2 separate regions of the Homo sapiens genome follow, and region 1 is linked to region 2. Evidence: chromatin contacts called from ENCODE Hi-C or POLR2A ChIA-PET data. All regions are on one chromosome and are shown on one strand. The core of a region is the stretch at or near the end of the contact, and the rest is flanking DNA. Distances in the headings are between cores, read along the strand shown. Region 1 has its middle 50 kb from the start of MIR183. Region 2 holds the start of FLNC (filamin C).

Evidence for each region. A loop is a pair of places that touch in the nucleus more often than their neighbours do. ChIA-PET counts read pairs that join two places held with the same protein, here RNA polymerase II (POLR2A).
Region 1: a map of ascending aorta shows a loop between it and region 2 (6-fold over the local background). The contact joins the enhancer-like site here to the promoter of FLNC in region 2. A Hi-C loop is called at or near these places in 1 of 168 maps with a recorded cell type or tissue (ascending aorta). POLR2A ChIA-PET finds 5 or more read pairs at or near these places in 1 of 52 experiments (OCI-LY7).

The regions. Positions count from the first base shown.
Region 1 is chr7:129,823,958-129,826,903 of GRCh38, forward strand. No RefSeq gene overlaps it. Among named protein-coding and RNA genes, the nearest start is that of MIR183, 50 kb to the left of the region's middle. RefSeq lists silencers at 1,250-1,299, 1,370-1,449, 1,750-2,099 and an enhancer at 2,420-2,469. Within about 2 kb of position 1,459, at least 24 of the 41 ENCODE cell types and tissues checked have a DNase peak (open chromatin) inside an H3K27ac peak, as active enhancers do; they include ascending aorta, where a contact is called at or near this core.
Region 2 is chr7:128,828,814-128,831,869 of GRCh38, forward strand. FLNC (filamin C) reads left to right here and starts at 1,593. Exons shown (of 48, transcript NM_001458.5): 1 at 1,593-2,176. The coding sequence starts at 1,825. RefSeq lists a silencer at 1,649-1,810.

The DNA.
Region 1 (2,946 bases), core at 209-2,708, 1.0 Mb after region 2:
CCTGGGAGGTGGAGGTTGCAGTGAGCCAAGATCGCACCACTGCACTCCAGCTTGGATGACAGATGAGACCCTGTCTCAAAAAAAAAAAAAAAAAAAAAAAAAAAAAAAAGGAGCTGTCGGCTGAGAGATGAGCACCTTTTCTCTGGAGCTCCAGCCACTGTATTGAACCATGAGGTGGCCTTCCAAATGGAAGTCAAAGCTAGAATGACAGACAGAAAGAATAGGAAACGAATTTCCCATTCTATTCTTATTTCCAGTCTTTATTATAGAATCATTTAAGATTAGGTTTAGTTGTAATAAGTAGAAAATTAAAAAATTTATAGCAGTGCCTTAAATATGCTACAAATTATTATTATTATTTTTTGAGACAGGGTCACGTTCTGCAGCCCAGACTGGAGTGTAATGTCACAATCTTGGCTCACTGCAGCCTTAACCTCCTGGGCTCAAGTGGCTCTCACACCTTAGCCTCTCTTGTGGTTGGGACCACAGACGTGTGCCATCACGCTGGGCTGATTTTTACATTTTTTGTAGAGACGGGTCTCCCTATGTTGCTCAAGCTGGTCTGGAACTCCTGGGCTCAAGTGATCCTCCTGCCTCGGCCTCCTAAAGTGTTGGGATTACAGGCGTGAGCCACTGTGCCCGGCCTATTTTTCTATCTCACATAAAACTAGTTAAGAGATAAGCAGTATGGGGAAAATACAGTGGTTCCAAAAAACCACAGACTATTAGGTATCTATTGCTGCATAATGGATTACACCCAAAACTTAGAACCTTAAAGCAGCAAACCCGCATTCCCATCTATTTCCCAGTTTCCAAGGGTCAGGAGCCCGGGAAGCTGCTCTCAGGCTGCTGCGGCTCAGGATCGCTGATGAGGCCTGCCGCAGCCATTCTCAGCTGCACCGGGTCCGGGCATCCACAGCCGGCTCACGCGCTGGTGGTCGCCAAGCCTCAGCTCTTGCTGGCTGTTGGTTCAGGGCTTCGGTTCCCAGCCAGGTGGGGCTCTCCAAAGGAGAGGGCAGCTCAAAACAACCCGCTGGCTTCCCCCAGAGCAAGTGATAGGAGACAGGAAGAGGGAGCTAGAGAGAGCCCTGAAGGTGGACGTCGCAGTCTTCACTCAATCAATCTCCGCAGGGAACGCCCTGCAGGCCCAGGTATCCTTCCGGTCCCTTCCTCCTGCCCCTGTGCTCCAGATCCCCCAGGCTCCAGCCCTGCAGCCCGAGCCCCACCCACTATCCTCGCCTCCCGCCCTGCCGCTCGGCCCTCCCGCTTCAGGTCTCTGTCTCTCCCTTTCTCCCTTCCCCTCTCTCTGTATCCTTTACTTTGTGCCTCTGATGCCTGACCTGGCCCCAAGCCAGCACCCCACCATCCCACCCTCTTCCCACCCTGCCCCCCGGCCACGTGCCCCCGGGCCAGCCAGAACGCTGACCCCTCCCCCTGAGTCCACTCCCCGCTCCCCGCTCCCCGCACAGCCCGGGCCACGCCCTACCCGGGTGCCCTCCCTTTACCCAGCTCCTTCCCATCCAGCCGGGTCCTGATCCAGCCCCCTGCTCCAGGATGCCCCCTCCTAGCGGTGTGTGAGGCTTTCATGACCCTTCTTCCTCCTTTCCCGACAGATCAGCGGGGGAGGTGGGCTGAGCCGCCCCTCTCGTCGTCACCCCTGCCTTGGCCGCCCAGCCGTGCTGGGAGAGTTTGGTGGCCGTGGCTGGCACTGCGGCAGTGCCCATGTCAGCTCTGGCGCCTCTACCGAACTCCCTGTTTTGGGGGCTCTTTCCCTACCAGGGTCACGTCGATGAGGAATCTACGTCCCTCCCAGCCCGGTTCCCACCTCTCAGGTGGGGCAGATGCCAGAGGCCTCCCGGGTCCACGCCCGCGGGCCACTTGGACCGCCCTGCCCCGGCCAACCCCGCCCCACCCAGACTCCCGCCCGCGAGCGGGTGCCGAAGCACGAAGCACGTACGCCCCCTGGTGGCCGTGGCGGGGACTGCCGCGCGGACTCCGCAGCCCCGCCCCACCCCGCCCGCCCAGCCCAATCCCACCCGCTCCGCCCTGCTCGCCCCTGCCTGCTCACCTACTGGGCTGCGCTGTCCACGCCTGGAGCCCGGGCAGCTTCAGTTCCGCGGAGGACAGGTGTAACCCACAGAGTGATTCCTTTACCGGGGCCTGCTAGGCTCCGGCCCACGAGGCAGGACTGGCGGCGTTCTCACGTCCTGGAAGTCAAGGCCCCAAGGGGACCGAGGCGCTGCCCAGGCTCCCCTGACTGCCAGCTCCGGCCTGGCCACCCAGTCCGCCCCCAGGGACCGGACTGGGTGCGCCGTCCACCCTTCCAGTACCTGGAACATTCTCCGCGGATTGGGAGGTTCTGGGTTCTGCCCTAGATTCCCAAGCAAAGTTGCTCCTTTGCTCTTGTCACTTGCCAGCTTCGTGGTTTTTGTTTTTTGTTTTTGAGACGGAGTCTCGCTTTGTCGCCCAGCCTGGAGTGCTGTGGCGCAATCTCGGCTCACTGCAACCTCTACCTCCCCAGGTTCAGGCGATTCTCCTGACTCAGCCTAGCTGGGATTACAGATGTGTGCAACCATGCCCGCATAATTTTTGTATTTTTAGTAGAGACGAGGTTTCACCATGTTGGCCAGGCTGGTCTCGAACTCCTGACCTCAAGTGATCCACCTGTCTCGGCCTCCCGAAGTGCTGGGATTATAGGCGTGAGCCACCGCGCCAGGCCTGCTTCTCTAAAGATCCCTGCAGCACGGAGAGGCTGCTAGGGCCCGTGCTTCTGAATAGGTAGCCAGCTGTGGCTATTGATTATCACATTTTTCGTGGTATATAATTTTAATTAATTTTTAATTTTAAAACAAGTGTAAATTGTTCTGCAAAACAACTTTGTTTTGTAGGACTATGCGGCACTTTAAATATTGAAAGTGTAGCGTCCAAATTGAGATGTGCTTTGTG
Region 2 (3,056 bases), core at 343-2,842:
ACTAGGTCTAGAAGGATGGGAAAGCTGAAGACACATGGCTTGAAAAAGGGGGAACTGGGAGATATGGCTGCACGTATGTTACAAAGTTGCAGAATGGATCCTCTCCTTATAGAAATACATTCTCTAGGCCCAGCACGGTGGCTCACGCCTGTAATCCCAGCACTTTGGGAGGCTGAGGCGTGCAGATCACCTGAGGTCGGGAGTTCGAGACCAGCCTGACCAACATGGAGAAACCCCGTTTCTACTAAAAATACAAAATTAGCTGGGCGTGGTGGTGCATGCCTGTAATCCCAGCTATTTGGGAGGCTAAGGCAGGAGAATTGCTTGAACCTGGGAGACAGAGGTTGCGGTGAGCAGAGATCATGCCATTGCACTCCAGCCTGGGTAACAAGAGCAAAACTCCATCTCAAAAAAAAAAAAAAAAAAAAAAGAAAAAAGAAAAAGAAATACGTTCTCTAGCTCTTTCTCCTCACCCCAGGCCAGAGTCTGTTTGGGTGCCTCGGTTTCCCTGCTGTTCTATTCCCCAGGCCTGCAGCCTTTGGCTTGCCCTGAGTGCAGCTTTGCCTGGGCATCCCAGCTGGCTCCCTTAGGCTCTCCCTGACCACTCTGCCCCTGGTCCTGCCTACCCACCTGGTCACATTTCCCCCTGGCTGCTCTGGCTGGGGCTCTCCCTGTTTCTGCCTGGCTGACCCACCCTTTCCCTGGCAGGATCTGCCCTGTGGCCCAAATGGGCATGTTGCCCAGGGGGCTCCCTGGCACTATGGGGGAAGAGTCTCTCCTTCCCCTCTTATCATCTCAGTTGAGTCAGACTTGGGGGAGGGGGATACACAGTGTGAGTCACTGGGTACCCTTTTCCTGAGCTCAGCTTCATACCGAGGCGATGAGGCCAAACGGGCTGGTGACAGGGACACTGAGTCAGGGGCAGGGGCCCCGGTCTTACTCCTGGGCCTCTGGATTTGGGCCCTACATGAGGCTTTTCTATCTGTAAAGTCAAGCAATGGCTGGGAGGCACACACAACCCCCCGCCCCCCCGCAGGCTTCTCCTTCATTGGCCCGGGCAAGGTCCCTGCTTCCTCTCAGGCCGTCTCTGCACAAGCACACACACTTCCCTTCCCTGTCCACAGGTGGACAATGCCCTGGGCTAGGAGCCAGCCCTCGCAGGCCCTGTCAACAGCCTGCCACCAACTAGTCTAGAAAATTCTGTGAACACCAGATCAGTGGGTTTTGCCCTAATCACTGGCCTCAGTTTCCCCATTTACCTCTTCAGCCCGTGCGGGGTGTGGAGGGAGCATATTTCATTCCTGACAGTTTGGTGTGTTGGGTGTGGATGGAGAACTGTCGGCCCTCCCCGCCACCTTCCAGCGCGGCGGCACCGGGGGCCCAGGGGGTGGGCGCCCTCAACCCCGTCCCGCCGCCCGGGCGGCGCGGGGGAGGGGCGGCGGGGGCGGGGCGTCCTGTGCGGCGCGGCCCCCACCCGCGGGCCGGGCGGCATTCCTGGGAGGCCGGCGCTCTGACGTGGACCCGGGGGCCGCGGGCGCGGCGGGGGGGCGGCGGTCCGGGGGCTTCTTAAACCCCCCGCCCCGGCCCAGCCCGCCCTTCCCGAGCACCGCTCCGGCCCTGGAGGGAGAGAGAGCCAGAGAGCGGCCGAGCGCCTAGGAGGCCCGCCGAGCCTCGCCGAGCCCCGCCAGCCCCGGCGCGAGAGAAGTTGGAGAGGAGAGCAGCGCAGCGCAGCGAGTCCCGTGGTCGCGCCCCAACAGCGCCCGACAGCCCCCGATAGCCCAAACCGCGGCCCTAGCCCCGGCCGCACCCCCAGCCCGCGCCAGCATGATGAACAACAGCGGCTACTCAGACGCCGGCCTCGGCCTGGGCGATGAGACAGACGAGATGCCGTCCACGGAGAAGGACCTGGCGGAGGACGCGCCGTGGAAGAAGATCCAGCAGAACACATTCACGCGCTGGTGCAATGAGCACCTCAAGTGCGTGGGCAAGCGCCTGACCGACCTGCAGCGCGACCTCAGCGACGGGCTCCGGCTCATCGCGCTGCTCGAGGTGCTCAGCCAGAAGCGCATGTACCGCAAGTTCCATCCGCGCCCCAACTTCCGCCAAATGAAGCTGGAGAACGTGTCCGTGGCCCTCGAGTTCCTCGAGCGCGAGCACATCAAGCTCGTGTCCATAGGTCAGTGCCGGGGGCGAGGGCACGGGCGCTGCGGGGATAGGGTCGTCCCATGGGGCAGGGGCACAGGTGCGGGGTGGGCGCGCGGGGAGCTGAGAGACAGGGCGGAGGGCACCCCCCGGTATAGAGAGAAGACCCTGGCCCCGGCCCTCCCACCCATCGACAAGGGCCATGGGCACTGCCTGCACACCCCTCTGGGGACAGCGAGCACTCCCTGGGTGCCCCGGGGAGTCCAGGCCTTAGGGTTTGCGAGCCCTCCAGCTGCCGCCTCCCCATGCACATTCCCACCTCCCGCCTCGGCTCACCGTTCCCTTTCCTTCCATCGGGCAACCCTAGCCCACACTCGGGAGGACAGAACCAGTGCCTGTCACTGATTCCTGGGGGCATCTCCCCGCCCCCAACAAAACAAGTGGCTTCCCAGCTTCACAGCCCCTCCGCGGGCTGGGAGAGGGCTGAAGACAGGTCCCCAACCACTGCCCGCGTCTGCGGGCTCTGGGGCCGAGGGGAGCTGGCGCGGGAGGCCCTCTTCGTGCATGTGCTCAGCAGCTGGGTTCAGGCCCGGGGGCCAGGACAGGCAGGGCCCAGCCTCAGAAACCTAAAAAGGCACTGAGCGAGCGCGGGGAGACTTAACCCCTGTCTGTCCTCCTCCTGCTTCAGCCTGCGGTGGAGGGGGCTTCCGCAAGTCCAGGCCCTGCCCCAGCCCACCCCCTACCGCGGGATTGGCTGCAGCTAACGGTCTGGGCTGCGGGGAGGGAGGGAAAGGCCTGTGGAAGGGAGGAAGTCTTTGAGTGTAACCAGATTTGGAAGGTGTGTAGTGCAGGGTGGGGGCGGGGAGGCACTCTAGTCTTGGGAGCAGAGACGCCAAGGGTGGGCTTGGAGTGGC